Regions from separate parts of the Mus musculus genome. Here regions 2, 3 and 4 are each linked to region 1. The links are chromatin loops, found by intact Hi-C in ENCODE. Cell type or tissue: heart. All regions are shown on one strand. Region 1 overlaps Fosl2 (fos-like antigen 2). Region 2 holds the start of Ppp1cb (protein phosphatase 1 catalytic subunit beta). Region 3 overlaps Babam2 (BRISC and BRCA1 A complex member 2). Region 4 holds the start of Gm38424 (a long non-coding RNA gene).

The links. Peaks named below come from ENCODE experiments on the same cell type or tissue, not always from the same donor. Only the 100,000 strongest peaks of a DNase experiment are listed, where the experiment ranks them.
Region 2: a loop joins it to region 1, with 3 times the contacts of the local background. A loop is called at or near these places in 2 of 42 quality-filtered maps.
Region 3: it touches region 1 in a loop (5-fold over the local background); 9 of 42 quality-filtered maps call a loop at or near these places.
Region 4: it touches region 1 in a loop (2.0-fold over the local background); 21 of 42 quality-filtered maps call a loop at or near these places.

What each region holds. Positions count from the first base shown.
Region 1 is chr5:32,138,075-32,143,074 of GRCm38, reverse strand. The region is part of intron 1 of Fosl2 (fos-like antigen 2); the gene reads right to left. Among named protein-coding and RNA genes, the nearest start is that of Fosl2, 4.1 kb to the right of the region's middle. In heart, a CTCF peak has its summit at 3,111 (motif pointing right); DNase peaks (open chromatin) are centred at 1,004, 3,384, 4,044, 4,504 and 1 weaker place; H3K4me3 peaks cover 1,599 bases; H3K27ac peaks cover 1,644 bases.
Region 2 is chr5:32,457,694-32,462,693 of GRCm38, reverse strand. Ppp1cb (protein phosphatase 1 catalytic subunit beta) reads right to left here and starts at 3,724. Exons shown (of 8, transcript NM_172707.3): 1 at 3,287-3,724. The coding sequence starts at 3,338. In heart, CTCF peaks have their summits at 2,081 and 3,298; a DNase peak (open chromatin) is centred at 3,743; H3K4me3 peaks cover 3,398 bases; H3K27ac peaks cover 3,221 bases.
Region 3 is chr5:31,876,093-31,881,092 of GRCm38, reverse strand. All of the region lies in intron 6 of Babam2 (BRISC and BRCA1 A complex member 2), which reads right to left. Among named protein-coding and RNA genes, the nearest start is that of Gm52770, 120 kb to the left of the region's middle. In heart, a CTCF peak has its summit at 4,455; a DNase peak (open chromatin) is centred at 4,332; H3K27ac peaks cover 520 bases.
Region 4 is chr5:31,594,491-31,599,490 of GRCm38, reverse strand. It overlaps Gm38424 (a long non-coding RNA gene), which reads right to left and starts at 2,548. Exons shown (of 6, transcript XR_868330.2): 1 at 2,470-2,548; 2 at 654-764. In heart, CTCF peaks have their summits at 112 (motif pointing left), 698 (motif pointing left) and 2,893; DNase peaks (open chromatin) are centred at 691 and 2,560; H3K4me3 peaks cover 1,367 bases; H3K27ac peaks cover 1,648 bases.

The sequences.
Region 1 (5,000 bases):
AAGAATGACCCAAATGTCCCATAAAAGGGACATGGAGTCATGATTCCCATGAAGGAGTTCACACTGACGAGAAAGAAACCAAGACAGCTTTCTGGCTGCAGGGCAATGTTGTGACAGCACCCGGTATCATGTGGCAGCGATGGGGGGTTGGGGGTGGGGAGAAGAATGTGAGAAGTAACCAGGGACCAAGTTCTCTTGGGGTACAAGCCCCTGGAAAACTCTTCCTTTGGGGACAGGGCTGAAATGTTGGGTGGCTATATGGCATTCCAGCCTGGCAGAGCTTCTAAGTACTAGAAATATTGTGTCTCCCTGTCAACTTTTGGGTAAATGTCTATAAAAGGACCAATGGCCCCCATAGACCTCCAGAGCCAAATCCGGTGAGCTCTTAAGCTTTCTGGGCCATACCGTCTGTGGTGCAACTCTGTTCTCCCACTATAGCAGGGAGCATCAGTAGGGAATACATGAGAATCCCAGGGCTCATTAAACTTCACTTACAAATACAGTTTGGTCTCCTAGGCTCAGGTAGGAGGTAAGCAAAAGCCAACCAACCAATCAAACAAACCAAGAGAGATACCCCTCTCATCCAGGAAGCCAAGGATCATCGCTCACCAACTTGGATCTCCACACCCTGAGCAAAAGTTCAAATCCTTACAAGCTGTGTTGTGTGTCTTTGGGGATTGGGGACTTCAGTGTTAACCAGCAGCATTCTGTGCTTGAGGCGCAATGGGCTGCTCACTCAGTGATGTGCTGTCCAACTCATCAGAAACCAACTCAGCAGACCAGAGAAGTCTCACAGCCCAGAAGTTGCTGACTTGGAAAACAGTCTTTCCGGACTCAACAATGAGACCTTGGGTTCAGAAAGAGTCATACCTAGTAGTCTTGGAAAACAAGAGTTTAGACCACCATCCCCTTAGGCTCAAATGGAGGCACTCCCACAGTCCTAAGCTAGGCAGGCAGAGTTTAAACAGAGCTCAGGCTTGCTGTTCTTGACCCATCCTGTTGGGCAGGTCCTTCTTGGACCCCAATTATGCAAGACATGAACCTGTGGACCCTGTAAGCTGCTACGCCAGCCAGGCAGGCAGGGAGGCAGGGAGGCAGGCAGGCCATCCAGGAAGGAACTGGCCTATCTCCTTTCTATAGCCTTGACTAGGGAAATCCAACATCCCAGCAGACTAGCTGGGGAGAGAGGGGGTAAAAGGCATGTTCTCTTCACACTTCTCAGGCCCAACACCAACATCAGGCAAGTGTGTGTTCACTGGACCCAGGGCCTCTTGTATAGCATTACATTGGCCGTCATCGTGACCTCTGGCCTTTCTCCTCTGAGGAAAAACCATTTATGTCACAATGGAAATTGCTGCTAATAACTCAAAATTTCCAAACTTTTATCCTATACACATTATCACAGAGGACCTGCCCAACACCAGTCTCTTCTCTGTCTCAGCTTCATTTAAAAGAAGCAGTCTAGCCTGTGGCACTTCACTGCCAGGATGAAGGAAAGCAAGAAACAGAAAGAAACGAGAGGCAGAGCCCCCTGAGGGGTTATCCCCAGGTTACTCGGGTCTCCTGCTCTTTCTGGTGAGAGTCCCACTCCTGAATGGGAAAATTCCTCCTCTCACCCATCTCCTGAGTTCTGCAGTCAATCAGACCAGGGTTGCCCACACCCCTATTCCATGTCTTCCTTGATTCTTGTCTAATCATACGAGACATGAACGAGACAGTAGCCTGCTCCCATGGGAGGGCGGGTGGTCTGTCACCTCTTAAAGAACGGCTGGAAAGGAAGCCTAGTGACACCGGCCACTTGTCAAGGCTGATTCAGCTTTGTTACTGGCTCAGAGGGTCAAGTTACCAAGCGGGATTGGGACAGATACGTAGATCTCAAACAGAACAGCTGACATTATTTGATCTGCTGAGGTCACAACTCAACACACAATAGAGACGAACCCCGTCCACCCAGCAGTGAGGCTAATTTTTCCTTTTCAACACATAAACCGGAATTGTGTAACTAAGGGGAAAATGTCCAAGGCATAAACACAAAGATGCTGTCAGCAAGGGGCCATTTTATGAGCTTTGAATGGGAGAACATCTTTCCAAATGGACGCTGGAGACCGAGACCTACAAGACTTGGGGTCTCACCAGTCTGTCCATTCAGACTTCATGTGTCAGACTTAATTCCAAAGACCTTTTGGTAATTTTCAAATATCAAATTCACCATTCGAGAGAAGATTTGTTGGCAGGGAGAATTTTCTATATGCACTGAAAACAATAAAAAACAAAACAAAACAAAAACCCAGTATTGCAACGCCTTTGAGAACGGCAGTCTCAGCATTCAACTAAGCATATAGTCCAGCAAGGGAGGAGGCGATGTCAATGATGATGATGATGATAATGGTTTATGTGATTTAGGTGTGTAGGCTCTGGTGTGTTTGTTGTAAGAAAAAACAAACTAACAAACACACACAAAAAAAACACCTCAAGCCCTCAAATTTTATATTCAGTGTGAATAATAAGACAGTCAGTACAATACGATAATAATAATACACTCGATAATAATAATACACTCAGTCAATACAATAATGGAAATGTACTCAGGGTTTTAGAAAGGAAAATTCAACCACTTCTCAGACAGTTTATGACTGCTGTTTCACCCCATGGTGGTGAGAAACTGGGCACCTCCTCCAGGAGGAATCCGCGGAACAGATACATTCCTGGGATAACACTGCATGATCCAAATCTACAACATCTGTAAGATCACAAAAAACAAAGAGAGAAAGACCACCAATTCGCATCTCTCCCTTCTCCAACATTCCCCACACAAGCAGATGGGGAAAACAATCCTTGAGTATTTGAAAACACCATGGGCTGGGGGAGGCAACTCATGAACAAGAAAAAAAGCACTCTTTTATTCCAACCGGGCTTTATTAAAAAAAAAAAAGATTTTTTTTCTTAAACTCAGTTTTAATTCAAGTCATTTGTAGTTAGTTATTGTTCAATATATGACATTCGTTTGCCTTAAATAAGAAGAAAAATTCTAAGAATTTGGAAAACTAACGAAGTTTAACACTCTTGAGATTGGAAAAATACATTCTCAGAATAGCTCTTCCAAAAATGTCCTGTAGGGGGCACTAGAGGGGTACAGTTGAGGCTGACTTGGGAAATCACAGTCATTTCTGGTAAAAGTTGTTTGATGTGAGGAATGTCCCAGCCTGGTACAGTTGGCAAAAGTTCACTCTGGGGAATTTTGTGTGTGTGTGTGTGTGTGTGTGTGTGTGCGCGCGCGCATACGCCTGTTGGAAGAATGTGGCAGGGGGGAAAAGTTGGCCTGATGGTCCCTGATCCTGAAGGAAATGCCCTTGACTTACTCTCACAAGTCATCAGAACAGATAGCTGCCTTGGAAAAGTTCCGTGTCTTGTTTTGTTTTGTTTTTCATTTGAAGGGGGCCTGGCTGAAGAAAACAAGTTATGAAATGACCTATGTTTGTGTAACTGGCTGGATTGCGTAATGCCAGGGCCCTGAAACCGTAACAGCCAAGGAGCAGGGCACAGCATATATCTGGAGGTGTTGTCCCAGGAAAAAGAAAATCACAACAACAAAGCACACTCCAGGAGGAAGAGGTGCATCCACCTAGCTCCAAAAAAAATTAAATTGCCAGGGATTGATTAACCTTTGAGATTGAGATTATAGCTACAACAGGAAATAGTTTTCGTGTTTTGAGTTCCTGCCATAGACACAAGCAGAGGTCTTAACAAAGAGCTGTCTGCCTCCCACCCCACAGGTCAGTGGGGAAGTACTAGGTACTTAGTACTAAGACGCAGTATTAAGACCTTATGAAGCTAGATGTCGCGGGGGGGGGGGTCGGGGGGGGAGTGCCAGACAGCAAATTTATGGGGATACAGGACCCCACAAACAAGGAGAACAGGGGGAAAATAGTATGCACTTGCACAAGGAAAACCAGGAACTTCTCACAAGTTCCACTGATTGGATTGGTCCACCGTGCAGTCATAAAGGAGGAAGGCCCAGTCACTAACTGCCAGGAAAGCTTCCCCATGTAGAGGGCTGGGAGCAGAGCTGATTACAGACTTTATCTGGCATGTAATAAAGTTACCTTGAGCCCAGATTGGGGTGGGGTAGCAGCACAGACTTGGGAAGTAACAAAAACAGAGGCCTATCACTGGGACCACAGAACAGTTTTATAGACAGCCAGATCAGGGAGGGGGAAGCCTTCCCCCTGTTCCTCGTCTCCTACCCACCGCCCCGACAAGGCTGAGAGTTGGCTTAAGTGGCATTACCTTGCCAATCCCTCTGGTTTGAAAGACTTCTTGCTCATAAGGCTGAGCAGAATAGGCAGCTATACCTGAGAATCGCATGCACTGGTTGCTGCTAATTGCAAAATCCTCCTGTGTTACAGCATGCTAGGAATTAGCCAACAGCTGCTTTTTGCTTGGGTAATGAGGCCCTATTACACACTGCTGGACGGAGCTCTCTTCCTTCATCCGAGCATCGGTTTCCTGTCTGATTTGCTTCCAAAACAGGGAATTGCCTCCGCTCACATCCTGGGCTCAAAGCCCTAGTGACACAGATTATTCAGTTGGGGCACTGATGTCCGGTCTGACTTCCCATCCAGGCCCCAGAGTCTGAGCAAAGCCAGGCAGGGAGATTGTACTGTCAGTGCTCACTGTCTTGGTCTCATTAGTGGAAGAAACAGAAACGCAAAGCTTCTATGTTGGTTGGAAAGGAGAGGTACATGGGGTGGGGTTATTGGATTGGAAAGTAGGGGACAACAGGTATAAAGGACTCTAAACCCATTGATGAGTGATGTTTGGGTTCAACCCAAAACACCAAATGTACTGGGATGCAAACATAAGCGACTACTTCTCAGGTATGATTTGGGTGTTCAGTAGTAAGAAAGGGTCCACTGACTGGACCCTCAATGCTCAGACCAGGCTGTCTACAGTGGGTGCTTAGTAGGTATGGGGCTTGGGAGGAGCTAGACACAGAAAAG
Region 2 (5,000 bases), 320 kb before region 1:
TCTCAGCACCCACAGGGCGGCTCATCACATCGTAATTCCAGTTCTAGGGCATCTTCTGGCCTCCAAGGGCACCATTTGATTCTCTTTCACAAAGTATCAGGATTCTACTTACTTTTGACTTCTTTCAAAATAAACTCATTTGGAATGTTACCTAAGGCCCCCAGGTGACTCCCACTTCCTCTTCAAATATCTAGAGAACAACCACTCTAAGCAAAACCTTTTACTAGGCAGGCTTTCTAGCTCACTCACAGAACTAATCTGAACTTATGTAATCAATTATGATAAATCACAAGACTATAGTAGGGTCACTACAGATGGCAAAACAGTTATTGTTTAGTTGTAAGTAAAACTTAAACCAAGAAAATAATACTGGAGAAGCACACCCAGTCCAAACAATGTTCTAGTCTTTTTATTTAAATGGTCTAACATCGAACAAAGTAACATAAAAAGTAGTTACTGAAAGTGAGTGCACTTAACTGGCCATCAGAGTTTAATATATTTTTAAATGAATAAACTGTAACATAAAGTAAACACTTTAAAATGAGACTAGGTTCTGATCAATTTTTTTCTCTTAATGCAAAAAAACATTTTTACAAAAGCAAGGTTTTTTTCCTGTTGTGTTTTGCTGGTCTAGAGCTCAGAGATCTGCCTGCCTCAGCCTACTGGGTGCTGGGATTAAAGCCACAACTTTTTGCCCAGCCAAAAGCAATCTTTAATTGATAGACAACACTGCATCTTTTAGGAACACATATTTTAAGTGCATACACTGTGAAATGGCTGAACACACTGAATCCACACATTTTATCTACCAAGGATGTCATATTTATCATACTGGTCCTTAGAGCACACATTCTCGAAGGTTCTCTTCACACTTTCAATACAATGACCACTAACTGTAGTCTTGCTATGGATAGACGTCTTTAACTATAATTACATATCTTTTAATGTTCACTTTCATTTAGGACACACAAAATATATAACCTAGACATCTTTAACTATAATTATGTATCTTTTAATGTTCACTTTCATTTAGGACGCACAAAATATATAACCAGGTTATTCTGTTCTGCGAGGCAACTTTACAGAATAGCACCACTTGAATTTGAGTTAAATTAGCATGTAATACTGAAAACTAAAGTAGGCTGCCCGGCAGAGGTGGTGCATGTCTCTAATTCCCAGTATTTGGGGAGGCAGAGTTTGAGGCAGCCTGGTCTACAGAGCAAGTTCCAGGATAGCCAGGTACAGAGAAACCCTGTCTCAAAAAAAATTTTTTTTTCAAGATTGAATTTACTCACTAGAAAATCCAAGACTTCAAAATTTATTTGAACAGGTTTAGGCTTGGGGAGGGAAGGAGGGACTGGTAATATTTTAGAGTAACAACAAAAGCAGTCTTCGTCTGGATTAAGGAACAAGAATGTAACAAAACTACTAATAAATTGTACATTCAAAGCAGGAAGAGCAGGAAGGCTAGCACACACTGAGAAGCCACTTGTTTATACTGAGCTGCTTGAGTGAGGAGTGAGCCTTATCTTTGACTCCTGGTGCCTGGCAGTGCAGTCAATAAACACTTGCTATATTAGAAAAAAAGAACGTATTCTTACCCAAGAAGGGGGGACTGGTGGGTGCTGGTGACTGATGATAGAACCAAATATTTAACAATGATATAGCTCAGGCTACTTTCCCCTTTTTCTCTACAACTCCCACTCTATTAGTTGTATTTAAGCATCTGTAACTGTATAGAAGTACATTTGATTTAAAGGCTTCTAGATCGGTTTAAAATACATGCATCTGCTATAAGGTATTTATGAAAAATTAAAAATATTAATAAACTGCGATAAAATCTGATCCAAATTTAATTTAAAATTTAGATTATATGAAAACAGTGGTGGGCTTAAATTCCCCTTCTCCGAAGAGTAACAAGATATAAAGATTTAAAATAACTATATTTCCCTAATAGAGCCAGCCATGTACTACAAGCATAAATTTTTTTTAACTAAACAAATTTCTCACAGACCCAGCAAGATGTTTCTATCAATTAAAGACCACAAAATCCCAAGCAGTAAACACAGCAAGCACCAGGGGGCCTCCCAGGAATAACTTGATACTAAAGGAGAAGGTAAATAAGAAAGAGTTCCTGGTAAAAGTTCTGCCTTTTTCTCAGCCTTAAGGCTGCTGGAAAGCTTTTACATCTGGAGCATATAAACAGAGTTGTTTTGTTGTTGTTGTTGTTTTAAACAGAGAATAAATACTTCGTACTTTAACTAGTTAAAGAAAAGTCACCCCTCTCCACGCTCTTTGGTAAAATTCCAAACACAAACAGCTTCGCTGTAGTAAACACACGCATTCATTAGGAGGCTGACAAAAAGGACTCTTAACCACTCAAAAACGCAATTCTTTTTTACACACTCCACAATTAGTGACGACGCAAATTTTATAGCGTAAAAGGGTTCTTTTGACCAAGACCCGCCTTTAACTTCGAACAGTATCCCCCAACGGACCAATACATTTAACTACTGGCCTCTCCATCTCCTCTTTTCTCCTTATGTTCCCACCAACACAAAACTAATCGATAAAAGCATAAGAACCCGGAACTTCAAATGCTGAGAACACTTGTAAAATACCTTTTAAGCTCAAGAGATTATTCACAACAGACATTTGCTAAGTTTGTGCAGAAATTAAACTCGGCTCAAACATGTTTAAAAAAAAAAAAAAGCCCCCAAATCAACCCCTTCAGCACATGTATCCGGGCGTTTCGTATTTCTAACGGACGTCTTTAACCTGATTCAGGATTTTTACTGTTTTTTTATACTCCAGATAATAAATGGTAAACTAGTCATCGTATCCTCTCCCTAATTCTTTCTAGAGCATCCAGTAAAATGCAAACGATCCGAGAGCCTTACTGGGAAGGTTTTATGTAAAATTCACTACCGGAACGACCATCGGAGGCTGCCAAGGGCAACGCACAAAGAGAACCGAGAAATACACATTCCACGGACACACAAAGCCCAGCGGCAGGCATCCTCGCCCCTTCTTCGGAACGGTCTGCAGAGGCCAGCACAGCGGCCAAGCGGAGCCCGGCCGCCTCTCGGGAAGACTGTACCAGCCGATGGGCCTCCGGCCTCGCTCGGCCCGGCCTCCCCGCCTGCCCGCCCGCCAGCCCGCGCTCCTGGCCTCCTGGGGCACCCGGCCCGCCCGCCCGCCCGCCCGCCTGCCCTCCTCTCCGACCTCAGCTCGAGCGGGAAGGGCCCCGCGGCCGGGTGGGGAGACGAGCCGGCGCCGCACTCACCCTCCAGCAGGCGGGTGATGAGGCTGTCCACGTTCAGCTCCCCGTCCGCCATCTTGTCGGCACCAGACTCTCCTCCCTAAAGCGTTAACAGGGCTTCTCGGCGGCGGCGGCGGCTCGGCGTTCTCACCTACGAGTCACGCGGCGTTTCGACCCCGGCTCCAACTCCCCCCGGGCGCGGGCCCTCCCCCCACCCCCTCCCCGCCGAGCAGCGACAGCGCGCGCACACGCTGGCGGCGCCCACTGGAAATAAATAAATAAACAAGCAGGCCCCCAGGAACCGGGCCGCGTCAGGAACCGGGCCGCGTCAGACCCCAGCCGCCACCGCCTCCTCCACCTCCTCCTCGGCACCGCCCAGCTCCGCAAAGCTCGGCAGCGCCACGGACAGCCCCGCCCTCAGCGTCACTCCCTCCCCTCCGCCCTTGCGGGCCGCCTAGCCGCGCCGAACTGCGCGCACGCGCGCCACGTCCCCTTCCTGCCTCTCCAGCTCCCCGCCCTCCCCTCCGCGGTTGCTAACGCGCAGGAGCGATTCCCTCTCTCAGGCGTTCCACTGCAACGAACAGTCGCCACTACGCAGGCGCAGGGCGGAGCCTGCCTTGCTTGTGAACGCAGAGCCGGCGTAGGCTGGAATGACCTTCCTTCCCTGCTCCCCAGGGCCTGGTGGTTCCGCAGAGTTAACTATTGCGTTCTTCCCGCCTTGCTTTTCTTTTCTAGGTTTCAGTCACTGGTTTTCAAAACAATTGCTCGTATTTCCGCTAACCCGGAAACGTGGGTTTCAGTTGCCTATGTTGGAAACCCAGGTGTGCTGGAGATAAGAGACTTCTCTGTTGAAAAAGATTGACATTGCAGATCAAGGGCTCTGTATCACATCACCAGAGTCGCTGATTCGCCAGGTGACCCTAGAAGAAACAGGATTCAAAGTGGGCCTCAGTCAACAGCAATAAGATTTTACACGCTCCCGACATCTCCATACACTCAGGATACCACTTTTCTATAGTTCTTTTCTGTTCATTGATTTCTTATATTGCTTAATTCTCTTATCTTGTGATTTTTAAACATTTCTCTACTGCACTCGGTTCCTAGAGGATAAAAATCACATTTACCGGGCATAAGAGACCTGTAATCCCTACAACTGGGAGATGGAGGCAGAAGATCCAGAAGCCCAAGGTCATCTTCAGCTACATAATAAATGCTTGCAGTTGGGATAAATTAAAAACAAATACAGGGACTGAAGAGATGATTCAGAGGTTAGGAGCACTGCCTGTTTTTTTGCAGAGGACATGGGTTCAATTCCCAGCACCCACATGGTTACAACTATCTATCTGTAATTTTGATTCTGATAAAAATAAAATAAAAAGAAAAGGACATGATTGCTTCTAGGTATGATGAAGAAAAAGGTTTATTAGAGATAAATGGGAGAACATAGTTGGGAGGAAAGACATCTGGGAATATTCAGAGCGAGCATGACTCTGAGGGGGAGGGAAAGAGAAGATTAGGGCAGGGAGTGTGCATGCCATACATACCCTGTAACAGGTAGGAATGGCTGAGAGAACCTGGGTCCAGTAACCACTTTCACATGTTAAATAAGTACCTCTGTCATTTGTCCCAGGTTTGAGACCTAACAGTTCCAGGGCATCTGATGCCCTCTCGGTCCTCTCTATGGGCACTATACATAGTACACAAACATACATGCAGACAAAGCACTCATATGCATAAA
Region 3 (5,000 bases), 260 kb after region 1:
GTCTGTGGGACTTTTAAACTCATTAATTCAATTAGTTAGTTAGTTAGTTAGTTTTATAACATCCTAACTGTAGGTTCCCCTCCTTCCTCTCTTCCTTTTCTCAGTTCCTTCCCCAACCCACTTCTCCTCTTCCTTTTCTCTTCAGAAAAAGGCAGGCCTCCTTCAACCAGCCCGCTCTATGACTAGGCACCTCCTCTCCTATTAAGGCTAGATGAGGCAACCAGTAGGAGGAAAGAGCTCCTGAAGGTAGAAAGAGTCAGAGACAGCCCCTGCTTCCACTGCTGGGCTTTTACATTTTATTTTATTTTATTTTATTATTTTTGATATATGGTTGATGTAGGAAGATGCATCCTAAGGTGGCCATTCCTATAGCCTGAACAGATGGTCCCGGACTGTCTAAGGGAAGCTGGACAAGCCAATAAGAAGCATCCTTCCATAGTCTGTTTCAGTTCCCATGGTCAGGTTCCTGCTTTGAGTTTCTGCTTTGGCTTCCTTTGATGACAAGCTGTAACGTTTCAGATGAAATAAACTGTTTACACTCCAAGCTATTTGATCACAGCAACAGAGGTAAATCTGAATAAAGGGTAATTTGGTCCATGTCAGACTTCAAGCATAATGGGGAACATACTCACTCATGGGGGGAGGCAGAAGAAGCAACAATGCAAGACAGGTTCCATATCAACGGATATATAATTAAAATAAATAATACCTACATGTTTTATTATAGTAACACACTAAGATAATGAGAATCATATTTAATGCATTCAGAGGAAAAGAGAAACTGTGCCCCTGCACTGAACTGAAATTAGAAGCATCAGTTATGTACGTGTCTGTTAATACAGACAAAGACAGAATACAAAAGAACTTAGCACAAAATATACACAAATCAAAAGGTGAAGTAACTTTGTAGTGAAAACACGATAGACAGCACACTCATCAGCTTTCTACTGCTGTGAGAAAACAACAGGAGGGAGGCGGCATGAAGGAAGTTTAGTCTGGACCATGGACCAGCATTTCTAGACTGGGATTGCTTGAGCCAAGGCAACATAATCAGCATTTTCAGGAACATGTGATGAAAAAGATCTGTTTATCCCATGATGGTGGGGGAGAGGCAGAAAGAGAGGAGGGGAGAGAGAGTAGCAGAAGGAAGATGAGGAAGAGGAACTGGGGTCCCAATAATCCTGCCTCCTACATTCTGAGAGTACTGTGGGTTGGGGACCAAGCCTTTGCATGTGGGCCATTGAGGGATGCTTAAGATCCAAATTATGGTAGACAGAATCTCAAACAAGCGATGAGCACAACCTCAGCCAAGTGGCTATAGAAAGGATATGTCACCTGAGAGGAGGCGAAAGGGAAGTACAGCTCATTTCTGTGATGTCCTGTCATGAAATCCAGTCATGATAGAATATCAGACAGACCCAAAGCTTCACACACACACACACACACACACACACACACACACACACACACACACAGTTAAATGTTGTGAATGCCAAAGGAAAACTAAAGTTCTATTACAGGCTGAAGAAACACATAGCTGAAGATATCACACAATGTCAACATGAATTATTCTGCTATCAAGAACTCACTAGGTGACTTGGTGAAATTTGAATGGATCTTAAAACTGGATGGTAGTAATGAACCAATGTTAACTTCCTGAACTGCATATACAATTACTGGGAGGCTCTCACTTGTAAGAAGTATGTATCAAAGCATAAGGAGCTTGTGTCCATCATGACAAACACTTATTTTCAAATGGCCAAAGAACAGACATGCTGTAATATCTATATTTTGTAGTAAATTAGATATAGCTTTAACTTTAAAAAATTAAAAAAATATATAAATGCACCAGGAAAACAGAAAAGATCATACATTTTGAAAACAGAAACTCAGGGACAGGCATTGTGGCACATGCCTAAACTTCCAGCATTCAGATGGCTGAGGCAGGAAGACAGTGAATGGGCCAGCTGTGACATCTAACAGGACTTTATCTTTAAAAAACCAAACCAAGCAAACAAAAACACAGAAATACATTAACAAATGTACAGAATGTTTATATTCAATTGCATACCAAGACTTGTGTACATATATGGGCTTAATAATTCTCTCAAATATTGCTGTTTTTCTCTAATCGGAATCTTATCAAGTTTTATCACAGCAATCTACCAGGGTAGACAGCTTTTCTCCGATCACAGAGTTAAGGTTTCATATCTAAAATAGCCAAATCTGTACTAGCAATGCTTCTCTTGGGAGTTGCCTCATACGGCTCATTTCTATCTGGGTGCTATGCATCATGATGAGACATAATCCCCAACAAGCCATCAAGATAGATACAATTATCACCTGCTTTGTGCAGGCCTAGACATTTCTCAAAGATACTACACAAAATGCCTGGAGCCTCCAACTCTGTATTAGCAGGGAGGGCACCTGGAGACAATTCTACCCTCAGGACTCTGGCCCATGCTTTCCCATCACAATCTAGGGCTTTACTGGGTACGAGACATCACATTGCTCACTGAGACAGAGACAAATATGAGTGAAACGAGTTCTCAGAGAACAAACTGTTTCAGTCTTTTCTTTCTAGTGTGTGGTCTTCTCTCTCAGCATGACTCTCTAGACATTGGGTAACCTAGGTCAGCGCTTCTCTATTGTTTATTCTCTCACTGGAGAAAAACCCCTTGTACTGGCTAGTTTTGTGTCAACTCGACACAAGCTGGAGTTATCACAGAGAAAGGAGCTTCAGTTGAGGAAATGCCTCCATGAGATCCAACTGTAAGGCATTTTCTCAATTAGTGATCAAGGGGGAAAGGCCCCTTGTGGGTGGGACCATCTCTGGGCTGGTAGTCTTGATTTTAAAGAGAGCAGGCTGAGCAAGCCAGTAAAGAACATCCCTCCATGGCCTCTGCATCAGCTCCTGCTTTCTGACCTGCTTGAGTTCCAATCCTGACTTCCTTGGTGATGAACAGCAGTATGGAAGTGTAAGCCCAATAAACCCTGACCTCCCCAACTTGCTTCTTGGTCATGATGCTTTGTCCAGGAATAGAAACCCTGACTAAGACACCCCTGAAGCCTGAAGCTCTACAAATGTGTCTTAGAATGCAAAGGTGAAAAAGGCTTTCTTAATGTACTGGGCTCGATGAGTTTATGAAGTCTGTGACCTATGACCTGTCTGATCAGCTAAATATGCAAAGAACAACCCACACAAGAGGAGCATGGTGCTAAATATAGCTACTTAAAAATGATCTGGTATTAGCTAAGACGAAGATCGCCGGGCAGTGGTGGGGATCCCAGACCTTGGGAGGCAGAGGCAGGTGGATTTCTGAGTTCAAGGCCAGCCTGGTCTACAAAGTGAGTTCCAGGGCAGCCACTGCTACACAGAGGAACCCTGTCTTGAAAAGCCAAAAAAAAAAAAAAAAAAAAAAAAAAAACCAAAAAAAGAAAAGATCATGCTAGGAAATATTAGGAGCTCCAGAATGGTGGTGACCTTCTGACCCTCAGGTTTCACTTGGGCAAATCTCCTAGGAAGCTCTCAGAAATCACAGCCAGGTCCTGCTATGGGCCTGGAGAAGCAACGAGGCTTTGAATGTGTCTATCTGTGAAGACGCTAACACTCTTCCCATCTACGTGATGATGTGAAACCCAGATGCCAGACAAGAGCAGAGGGAGAGGAATGGAACGGCACCTCACTGAATCAGCAATTCCTCAATCACACTCATAATACAGAACAGGACACATTTAGCATTCCTTCCATAATTCTTATTTGTCCATTAAAAACACTGGCTGTAAAATCTTCCTGAACTTTTGAGAAGTATACATATAGTGGGTAAACTTTCACAAAAAAGCCATAATCTAAAATGAGAGACATGATATAAGAACTACAGAATTACTTTCAAGGTTCTATTGGGGGAAAGAATATCCCCAAAACAAATTAAAAACTGCAGTTTGTACATAGTACATGGAAATAAGAACAACTTGATTATTCAAATTAATACTAGTTATTCATATTAACTTAATTCAGGAATAATATTAGTGCAGGAAGTTACAGGAAAACACAGTGGGGTATGCTTCTTGCTGTTAGTACTAGGTCAGAGAGGCCAGTGGCTTTGGTTTACCTCCAATGGTCTCTCACAAAAAACACCACCAACTGACTATGTCTATTCCTGGAACCGCTCTGACCTCCCTTGTGTTTCATCCTCTCACACAGAGTTATGCGCCAGGAACAGTGGTAATATGTGAACCAAGTTCAAAGATCCCAAAGTGGAAGACGCTGCTTTCCTGCATCCTACCTACTGTAACTGAAAACTGGGAAATTACTGGAATTGAGGACTTACTATGAGTCAGATGGCTGATAGCCTTTCCAACCAAAACATCTGCTGCACGAAGGCACAACTGCTACAATCCATTTCCTCTTGAACCTGGAGGGGGACCAACTTACTTAGCCCTGCTCTTAAAGACACAGGAACTTTGAGTGAGAAATAGGATAAAGGGGATCTTAACATAACCTTCCAACTTTTATTACTTTCTGAAATGCTATTCAAAATTCATGAAAATATGAGAGCTAGTGGACATATAAAAACAACCAAGTCGGTTCAGAGGCATATTCAGTGGCTTATCACATCATAAGCATGTGCTCCGGGACAGCAGGGTCACTGCTTCCTCGGTGTGTGAGAAGGGGTAGCCATCAGCGGGAAAGTGTGCACAACCAGAAAAGCTGCAATATCTGCCAGTCTTCTGATAACTACTTACTGGATGTTTCCAAGTGTCAGGAACTGTTCTAGGGACAAGAAGAAAACAAGCCAGGCAAGGGTCTGCCTCTGAGAGTTTGCCTTTTCAACTGAGAATCAAAAAGCATGAGCAAGAAACCATAAGCAAGAAACAAGTCACTGTCTTATTTCTGATGACTTATTTGCAACAACGGGCACCAAGATTCCCCCCAGCAATTACAAAGTAATGTGATAGTTTGTTGTTGTTTTTTTTTTTTTTCAAGACTGTACCTTTAC
Region 4 (5,000 bases), 540 kb after region 1:
CATAGTCATGGGCTGCAGGCAGAGATGGCTGCTTCTGCAGAGAACTGAGGTCCGTTTCCCAGGATCCACAGCAGGCCACTCACACTTGCCTGTGACTCTAGTACAAGGCTCCAGCTCCCTCTTCTGGCCTCCAAGAGCACCTGCACACATGTGGCACACATCAGACAGACAGGCACACACATACTCAGGAATAAAAATAAATTTTAAAAACAATTTTAAATGAGCGGTCACATGCTGAGCATGGTGGCTCCTACCAGTAATCCAAACACTCAAGAGGGCTGATACAGCAGAGGAGGAACATCAAGAGTCTGAGGCCATCCTGGTCTACAGTGTGAGACCTTTTCACAGCATGGATAAGCAAACGCTAGCATTCTGTCCTAAGTCTATCCTTTGGCACAGGCGGCAGCACACTCTTCGTAAGGGAGAGCTGAACAACCTAATGGAAGGAGGAAATCAGAGCTGAGAAGATTCAGCAGGAACCCTCACTTTGCAGATGGGAAAACTAAGGACCAGGTCAGTTGGTTAACCAACGATGCACGTGACATCACTCATACAATGCTGCCCCACAGGCTGGAGCAGCTCAGAATTCAAGCTTCTGGTCCTCTGTCCTGTTTCACAGATTCCCTTTCCCATTGCCAGATTGTTGTACTTACTTTAACTGCTAAAAGTTTGTCCTGGAGCGCCCTCCCCTGGTTCTCAGCAAGCCATCAGGGCGGCTGTGGTATAAACCATGGCTCTCCATCTTGAGCCTGCCACACAATCACCTGTGGGTTTGGTTTAAACAGACTGTTGGGCACCACTCCAGGAGTTTTCAAGATCTGGGGTGGCATCTCAAATTCTTTCTTTTTTTTCTTTTGGGTCTTGGAGACAGGGTCTGGCTATGTAGCTCAGGCTGGCCTCCACCTGACAGCAGTTCCCTCACCTCCTGAGGCTAGAATTACTGTTATGTACCCAGACTCAGCTTTGAGAGGTGGGGGTTGAGACAGGGTTTCTCTGTGTGGCCCTGGCTGTCCTGGAATCGCTCTGTATACCAGAATGGCCTTGAACTTACAGAAATCTGCCTGCCTTTGCCTCCCGAGTGCTAGGAATAAAGGCATGTGCCACCACTGCCCAGCTTCTAACTCAGCTTTTAAATAGCATCTTGGTGTCTGGGAACGTATGTAACTTAGTGTTTGCCCAGCATGCGTGAGACCCTGATTTCAATCCAAAGTACTGAGTAATCTGGACACAGTGTGAGCCCAGCCCAGCACTCAAGAAGTGTTGACGGGGGCGGGAATCAGAGGTTCTAGGCCATTCTCAGCTACAGAATGAGTTTAAGGCCAGTCCGTGTTATATAAGACTTTATTGCTACTATGCTTCACAGACTGTGGTAGCATCTCTGGTATCAACGAAAGAGAACATTAATCTTGGAGCCAGAACTTTGGGGCTCAAGGTCCAGAGTTGGAGAGAGAGAGAGAGAGAGAGAGAGAGAGAGAGAGAGAGAGAAAAGAGGGAGAGAGAGGGAGAGAGAGAGAGAGAAGAGGGAGAGAGAGAGAGAGAGAGAAAGAGAGAAGAGGGAGAGAGAGGGAGAGAGAGAGAATGAGAATATATAAGTCAGATGTCACCAGGAGCCAAGGAACATCCATGCTGATGGAACAGTCTCTTAAAAGGAATAGTGTTTATTCTTCCATAATATTACTTGAAAACTCATCAGGGCTCAGCTTGCAAAGTTGCCTGGCACAGTCTCAGCCCTAGAGGAGCAGCTAGGAAGCGATAAGCATGCAAATCCTAATAATTACCCTAACAGATTATAAGCCAGGAAAGGAACCCGGAGCCTCCGAGTGCAGAGCACCCAGCCTGGTCCGGGTAGTCAAGCCAGGCTGTGAAGAGGTTTTTAAGTAGCATTTTGAGGGGTTTTAAGGGTTCTTAAAAAGTGGGGAGCTGGAGTGATAGCTCAGGAGTTAGGTTATGAGCGTTGAGTCCTAGCACCTACATGATAGCTCACAACCATCTGTAACTCCAGCTCAGAGAGATCAGAAGCCCATTTCTTGCCTCTGCTGGCATCAGGCATGCACGCATGTGGTGCAGATACACATGCAGCCAAACCATTCACGCACATAAAGTTAAAATTAAATGTTTAAAAGTGATGTACCAAAGTATATGCAACAGTCACAGAGGCACGGAAATTAGAGCCAGTCCAGGATAATGGCGGGTAGTTCTAAGCAATCAGAGTTCCTTGGGTATGAAGTCTGGGGCAAGGTTCACAGAAACCTGGATGCCACTCGAAGGAGTTTGGCCTGATTGTGAGTCTGGTGGGAAGCCACTGGAAGACACCCAACACTTCACTAGAGAATTCCTTGGAAAACAATCCCTAATGACTCCCCTAAAGAGCTCCTCTCTGCCCCTTGCCTGAGAACTTCCGCTGCCTGGAAACCCAGCCCAGAGCCAGGTGGTAGCCCCAGGGAACAAGCTTCGCTAAAAGGGACTTACAGAGCGCCCCAGCTTCTTCCTTCCCGGCATCTGTGGCGCGCGGCACTTTCCCTGGAGGTTTTCTCATTCCCTCCCCCGAAGGGTGTGGATCATTCAAGAACAAAAGGGTGTTATCAGTAGCTGAGAGGTTCTGCGAGCCGGAAGGACTTGTGGGCGCAGCGTGGGTGGGAGGCTGGGTTCCCCCACCGCTGATGCAATGCAGGAAGAGGCAAGTGGAAACCCACACCTGAAGAGCAGCCTGGGCCCGCTGACAGGTACAGAGCTCTGAGGCTTGAAGGGATCTGAGAACTCGCCATCCCAGTTGCCCCTGATCCTGCCTGCAGCTAGCTGATACCTGGCCCTCAGTCCCCGTGTACGATTCCAAGAAGGAAGGTCCCAGCGCTAGGGAAACCGAATTCTGTTGACCTTGCGCCTCCTACTGAAATGTTCCCATAAAGCCTTCCAGCCTGGCCGTGGCCTCCTTTTCAGACTTAGCTTTCGAGATAGATTTATAATGAATGGGAAGTGCAGAAAGTGGCCTCTGCTATTTCTGAAATAGCTGATGCAAACACAGGGGACAGACTACAGTCATAAGACGCAGGAGTGTGGGTTTTTAGTCTGCTTTCTCTGTCTTCTATGGAGGTGGTAGTAGTGTGTGTTTTTCTGGAAACAACCCCCTTGTTTTTAGGAAAAAAATATTTTAATAGGTCTTTGGGTTATACAAGGACAAACCCAGAGCGTCCTCTTCTGGGAAAGAAACAATGTAAGCGAGGCAATGGGAAATTTAGATTTGGGGCTCAATTAGCAGAGGATGCTTTAGGCTTTGAATGCCAAGCTTCAGGCAGGGACCCTGTCTATAATGGGAACCAGCAGGAGAAGCCCTACCTGCTTGCTGGAGGGGGCTCGGCCAGTGTATGACTGGAACCCAGAGAAGGGCCGGGCTGAGATGCTCCTGATTGGTAACTGAAGTTGCTGAGCCCAAAGGCAGGCAAAGCAGCCCATCAATGCTGCTGGCCTCCGACCCTTTGCTGATGGCATGGCTACCAAGAACTTCTAAGTCTATCTGAGAACCACTGAGGTCTCCCTAGAAGACTACAAAATCGGGTCACTGTAATATGCTCACTGCAGCTCCTCTGGACTACCACTTGGAGGGAGTCCCTCCAGGTGAGCAGAGACTCTCCACTACTTCTGTGAGGGGTGTGGGCAACACCAGCCAAGCCTCGTAAGGCTAATGCTCTCGTTTTAACTGCTCTTTTAATTTATTTAACTTTAGTTTATATGCATGGGTGTGAGGGTGTCAGGTTCCCTGGATCTGGAGTTACAGACACTTGTGAGCTGCCATGTGGTTGCTAGGAATTGAACCCAGGTCCTCTGGAAAAGCAGCTAGTGTTCCTATTTGTTGAGCCATCTCTCCAGCCCCTGAACTGCTTTTTTAAAAAATCTATATATTTTGAATCAAGCTTTCACTATGTAAACCAGCTTGGCCTTGAACCCATGAATTCCCCAGCCTCAGTTTCTACAGAGAACTGGGTTTTTGTAAAAAGGGTTGTTTTTGTGAGTTCTTCGCTTTTGTTGTGATTGCTGTCTTGTTTTTTGTTTTTCGAGACATAACCCAGGCCAGCCTCAAGCTCACCCTTACTTGGTTCAGCTTGCAGTACTTCATCTGGTTTGTACAGTACTAAGGATGGAAACCAGGTTTCGTGCACGCCAGGCAAGCATGCTACCAACTGTGCCACATCTCCACTCAAGGGAGAACAGTTTCTTTTAGAGAAGTGGTAACAGGAAACCAGATCTACAGGGATCAGAGTGCAGATCCTGACATACTGGCTGGCTTTCAGACGAGATGGGACGGACATCTGAGGGGCAAAGCGTTTCTGTCTCAGTATGAATTAGTATAAAGCTCACACTAGTTTTATGGGCTGGTGAGGTGGCTCAGCAGGTAAAAATACTTGACACAAAACCTGACAGCCTGAGTAATCCCTGGAACCCACATGGTAGGGGACAACCAACTCCTCCAAGGTTTCCTCTGACCTCCACATTTGTGCACACACACACTAAACAAACAAATAAAATAATAAAATGTAACTTTAAAAAGTATAATAATATTATTTTATAGTAATGTTATAAGCAAAATATATGCTAGGAAATATTACTTGGTATTAAGCATCGTTAAAGCAATATTTATAATATCAAAATCTGTTTTGATATAAATAAACACTTTATACAAACTATACAAATAATATATAAGCGGATAAAATCCGCAGAGCTCATCCTAAGTGAATCAATATCACTTTTGGCAAACACTGACTTCAGGTTTTACCGTATACATAGAATGAAGCAAGTAAATAAACAGATGCTAACATTTATCCATACTTAGTTTCAATCTTGATAAAAAATACAGTTCTTGTCTAAAATTTGAAGCAACAGTGCCAGAGACAAGTTTCACTGGTCCAGACTGGGTCATGCAGGTCTCTCTGAGGCTCTGTCAGGTCTGAGTTATATACTCTACCCGATTCTAATCACCTGACTGAAGGATATGGAGAAGTGCCCCT